2 separate regions of the Homo sapiens genome follow, and region 1 is linked to region 2. A link is a contact called in ENCODE Hi-C or POLR2A ChIA-PET data. All regions are on one chromosome and are shown on one strand. Each heading gives the region's core, a stretch centred on a gene start or an enhancer-like site at or near the end of the contact. The rest is flanking DNA. Distances are from core to core; before and after follow the strand shown. Region 1 overlaps UBE2E2 (ubiquitin conjugating enzyme E2 E2). Region 2 has its middle 45 kb from the start of UBE2E1.

Region 1 (2,835 bases), core at 139-2,638, 190 kb after region 2:
CCCATTTAAAGTGCACACTTTAATGGTTTTTAGTATATTCACAGATTGGGCAACCATTACCACAATCCATTTTAGAATATTTTTGTCATTCCAAAAAGAAACCCTGTACCCATTAGCAGTTACTCCCCGCTGGCAAATCCACCAGTCCTAGGTCTGGGTATCTACTAATCAAACTACTTTGGTGTCTAGGTAGTTCCCTAATCTGAAAACTTTTCCTAAATGGAATAATATGTAGTCTCTTGTGATTGGTTTCTTTTACAAAGCATGTTCTCAAGGTTCATCCGTGTGGTAGCATCAATACTTCATTCCTTTTTATTATCAAATTATTTTCCATTGTATGAATATATCAGTTATATTTATCCATTTATCAACTGATGGACATGTAGGCTGTTTTCACTTTTTGGCTATTACAAATAATGCTGCAAGGAACATTTGTGTACACCTTTTTATGTGGACATATGTTTTTATTTCTCTTGGGTATATATTTAGTTGTAGGATTGCTTGGTCTTATAACTCTATGTTTAACCATGTAAGGAACTGCTAAAGTGCTGTCCAAGGCAGATGCACCATTTTACATTCCCACTAGCAATGTCTAATTCTCCACTTCCTCACCAATACTTGTTATTATCTGTGGATACTAGATTTTAAAGAATAGCTTATTCTGCATTAGTCTATACCCACCAGGTATCCAGGTATTTTATAAAGTGTTATACATATATATATATATATGTATACATATATATGTGTATATACATGTATATATATATGTGTGTATATATGTATACATATATGTGCGTATATATGTATACATATATGTGCGTATATATGTATACATATATATATGTGTGTGTATATATGTATACATATATATGTATATAATTATATATAAGATATACAAGCGTTTGTTTCTGCCAGCCAGAGAAAATAAATTCTCTTTAAATGGAGTATTTTTCTGATGTTCTCTGGCTATGACAGACAAGATTATCCTGATTGTCTCTTCTGTCTACTCCCACCTCGAAAGAAAAAATGATAATAATAATATAATGAGACTTGTTTATAATGCACACCTTTTGTTCAAAAAAATTTTTATTCCATAATCCTCACATGTAGTCCACCCACTAGTAACTAGTACTGCAAAATATATCAATTCCACCCCCCAAAGTCTTTTCTGTTCACATTCCTCTTCAGTGGGTAAGAGTAGGACAAGGGAATTGTGATAGTGGGTGTGAATACAACAGTCATGCCCTAGACATTGTTACGTATCCGTGGTCTCCACCACGTGTGGGAATCTGAACTTGAGCCAAGAAATAAAAATAACCCAGTGGTTTCAGTTTATAGACCATTCTGCCTGCCTTTGACTGTGGAAAAACTGTGGTCAAGGGAGTCTGGTGAGTCACATGGGTGCTGTCTGTGCTGAGGAGTGACTGTCCACTGAAAGTGTGGGCTCTGATTTGGGCTGAGGCCTTGCTCTTGTTCTCTCCTGTGAGAGGGTGTTATATGAATCTTCTGCTAAAGGTGGGACCAACCATTACCTCTAAAAAGGAGGAAACTTATTGCTCTGTGCCTGCCAACTTCCCCCTCTCCTTGAGGGATGCAGTGTCTCTTTCAGTTTTATATCACAAAACCAACAAAGTGTCTAGGATATAGGATACCACAGATGACCATGCAGTAAGTATTTGTTTAATATATGGATTCATGTACAGTTCAACCTATTGGTCAAGATGACTTAGTTTGTGGGTGGTGGCAGGTTCTTCCAGACTAGACATCCTTCTTCATTTCCATTCTTGGGCCTAACTGATATTTATACCCATAGGATCACTGACTCTTTAAGTCACTGACTTGGCGTGGTGAGCATTCTGACAGGTCTGGTGCCACTTTTTGGGGTTTAATATACAGCTGTCTTGGCTTTGAATCTAAAGCAGACATGATCCATTTCCTATAAGTGACCTTTTGCTTGGTCTTCCAGATTCCCCATGACCTTCTTTCAGTCCCTGAAGGTTTCGATTCTTATCATATATAAAGATTCTTACATTTAGTCTGTATTCAGTAGTTTCCTGTTTTACTGACATCTTGCCTGAACTCGAACATACTGTTGTTTAAACCCCTTAGGCAACATGTTCTACCACCTGACGAAATTCTGTCCACACACAGTGCTTCTCCCCTACCCCTGCCTCAGCCAAGTAAGTGGGCAGTTCTATTTCTGGGATTCAAACTCTTACTATATCCCTCTATTATGGATAAAAAATCATGACCAAACAAATCCTAACACATCACGGGAAGCATATTGTGAACCTTGTTTTCCATCTTTCTGCTGGCAGAAAAGGGGGAATGGCTTGTTTTAGTTATAGAAGCATTAACCCACTGGGTACATGAAATGACTAAATAATATTCACTGATCCTAGAATGCATCTTTTTACCTCACTAAGACTGGTCTGGAAATTTGTGAGAGACCAGGCACAGTCAAGTTCACTTTCTTGAGCTTGGGACACAGTCACTACTGATACTGCCATAGTGGTAAGGAAACTAAGTCCTGAGGATTCTAATTCCCAGATATCTCTTGGCCTTTCCCCTTTCCTTCCTCTTTGTAGCCTTTGTCATCTCTTAACTGGGCCACCAAATACTTTCTTGATATGGTTTGGGTATTTGTCCCCTCCAAATCTGCTGACATGTGACCCTCAATGTTGGAGCTAGGGCCTAGTGGCAGGTGTTGGGGTCAGGGGGGTGGATCCCTCATGAACGGCTCAGTGCTCTTCCCTCAGTAATGAGTGGTAATGAGATCTGGTTGTTCAAAAGAGTGTGGCAACTTCTTGCTTTCGTTTTTGCTCCTTCTCTCAC
Region 2 (2,700 bases), core at 173-2,672:
CACAATCCTGTCTTTCCAACAAGCCCGGGGGGACAGGGATGCCTTTTTAGGATGGGTTCAGATTTGGAACGATCTCTTGACAAATCTGCTAGAGGATGCTAGAGGAGCTTTCATTTAAGGTGAAACTTCCGCTTTCTCATTGTATTGGTGAGAATTCTCTTGGTTGCCAGGGAGAGTCAACCTAACCCAGCCTGAGTAAAACAGAGAATTGGTTCGTATAACTAACCATAAGAAGACGAATCTGGTCAGACTCAACTGATTCCGAGGCTTCTTGCAATGCTATCTTCTTTTCTGCTCCCTCCACCTCTCCCGAGATTAGCAACTCCAAGAAAAGGATTGGCTTGGTATCAACAGTTCCAGCAATAATTCTGTAGTTATTCTCACTAAGTCAGGTGCCCATCCTTAAAATGGCTACAGGCTTGGGTCAGTGGTCCATTCCTGAAGATGAGAGTGGGGTCTGCTCCATCAAACCACAGGACTGAGATTGGGTAGGGCCTGACTCCACGAAAGAAAATTGTGTTTCAGCTTCAAAAGAAGAAGGGATGGATGCAAGATGCCATAGCTAGCCTATGTGGGACCCTTGTGAGTTGGAAACAGGCACCCCCTCCAGGCTGATGCAGACCTATGCCCCCACTTCTTGGGGAGCAGATGGCACCTTTGACCTGCCTTCCTCTGGGCAGAAGAAAACCCACACCTAGGACAGATAGTTGAGTGAGCAGAACTAAAGGTGGATATTGACTCAATTGACTCCTTGGCAGGACAACATTGTGCTGTGTGACAGACACCTGAACACTGTAAGTGGTGGCACTGGTGGGCAGGAAAACCAACATATGTCCTCCACATCCACCCCCAACCATTCTAAAATAGATGCCTTACCCCAAGTTTTCTTGCCTGACGTGCTTAAACTGTGGCTTATTCATTAGAACGTGCACATCAGCCATTTTACAACTAAATGTTTGCTCAAACTTGGGTGTGTGATGTTAACCCATAGAGGGAGCACTGGGATGGAAAAGTCCAGACCTGGGGCCCAGGAGGCCTGGGATTGATTGCAGCTCTGTGTTTACTATGAGGGCATACTTGCTGTAGTCCTGAGGCTTTTTTAGATATCAGCTTCCTCATTTGTAGGATAAGGGGACCCTTCCCAAAATCCTTCCTTCCTACTCAAGGTCCAGATTAGAAGGAGGCCTGTGGTTTGGGGGTCTTTCTTTTCTCCCAGTTTCCCACTGTTTGTGCCAACAAGTATAATTCTACCTCCAGCCCCCTTCCCCCAGCTGGTCTCCTCAGAAGAAGTTGGTGAAGTTGGTGGTTTTACCGCATTTAGTCGGTTTTACCGCATTTAGTTGGTGGTTTTACCGCATTCACAACAAGAAGTTGTGAAGTTGCTGGTTTTACCGCATTTAGTCACATTTGATCACCTCCAGCTCCCCCTTCAGCAGGTTGTAATTTCCCTCCCAAAAGACATTGGTGATACACAAACCCCCTTTTGCCTGTTAGGCAAATTAGCACCCACTCACCAACCTGGGCCCCTGCAGAAGCTGGCTGGGGACAAACACAATGCATTTGAAAGACCTGAAAATGCAAAGCTCAGCAGTGGCTGACTTCTGTCCCGTGAGGGTCAGGCCCTCTCAGCCTGAGCAGAGGGAGGGCCATTAAACAGGGGCATCTGCAGCAGAGGAAGGGACCCTGCCCTGTAAACCCAACGTTTCCTGCTGCAGGGGGCCCCTGCCAGTGCTGAGAATAGACTTACAGGGAAGAAGTATTCTTCATCATCTTATATGCGGGCACTTAACAGCCTCTTTGCATTTGCCAACCACAAATTCTAGCGCCAAGCACAGAACCCCACACATATCCTATCTCCTCTGTTAGTCTATCAGAACCAAATTTCCTTTTAGGTCATTGTGCCTGGCCCCCGCCACTTTGGCCTGCAATAGTGAGGGCAGAGTGACTAGGTTCATCTCTGCCAGAGCTGCTGGGGGAGGGCTTGGGGACCATGTAAAATGTTCTTTGGGGTGAGTTAGTCTGCTTCTATCTTACCACTCACAGTCAAATTGGTCTTCCAAGGCCTAGAGACTCTGAGTGGGGTTAATCAATGCCTATGGGTGCCACTGGGTGCCACTAGTGGAATATTTTGGGGTCCAAACAACCAGTCATACACATAAAAAAGACCTGTTAATAATTTCTGCTTTATCATTCAGTGTCTTTGGGAGTTCAGAGCATACACAGGGAAATATAATAATGCTGATGCCTATATTTATAGAATACCATTCTGTCCTCATAGCGCTTTTATAGCGTGGATAGTTTAGTAGTTAAATGCTTGAAGTAAATCTTGACTCCTCCAAAGACTAAGAAAACTTCAGTACATTACTTAACATCCTGGAGCCTCTGTTTGCTTCTCTGTAAAATGCAAGATAATAACAGCCTTTACCTTTACAAGTCTGGGGAGAGTTAATTGCAGTGGTCTATGTTAAGCTCTCAACACATGGTCAGACATAGAATGATGGTTCAATACATGTTAGTGACTACTTTTTTTTTTTTTTTTTTTTTTTTGAGACAAAGTTTTGCTCTTGTTGCCCAGGCTGGAGTGCAGTGGCGCAATCTCAGCTCTCCAAAACCTCCACCTCCTGGGTTCAAGCGATTCTCCTGCCTCAGCCTCCCTAGTATCTGGGATTACAGGCGCCCACCACCATGCCCAGCTAATTT

What was found. Hi-C counts contacts between places; a loop is a spot of excess contacts on that map. ChIA-PET counts read pairs that join two places held with the same protein, here RNA polymerase II (POLR2A). Pooled maps may share reads with other maps.
Region 1: a pooled map shows a loop between it and region 2 (5-fold over the local background). The contact joins two enhancer-like sites. A Hi-C loop is called at or near these places in 21 of 37 single-sample maps with no recorded cell type and 6 of 50 pooled maps. POLR2A ChIA-PET finds 5 or more read pairs at or near these places in 1 of 52 experiments (GM12878).

The regions. Positions count from the first base shown.
Region 1 is chr3:23,566,629-23,569,463 of GRCh38, reverse strand. The region is part of intron 5 of UBE2E2 (ubiquitin conjugating enzyme E2 E2); the gene reads right to left. Among named protein-coding and RNA genes, the nearest start is that of UBE2E1, 240 kb to the left of the region's middle. Within about 2 kb of position 1,388, at least 3 of the 41 ENCODE cell types and tissues checked have a DNase peak (open chromatin) inside an H3K27ac peak, as active enhancers do.
Region 2 is chr3:23,759,918-23,762,617 of GRCh38, reverse strand. No RefSeq gene overlaps it. Among named protein-coding and RNA genes, the nearest start is that of UBE2E1, 45 kb to the left of the region's middle. RefSeq lists enhancers at 1,098-1,217, 1,318-1,367, 952-1,588, 1,589-2,225. Within about 2 kb of position 1,422, at least 4 of the 41 ENCODE cell types and tissues checked have a DNase peak (open chromatin) inside an H3K27ac peak, as active enhancers do.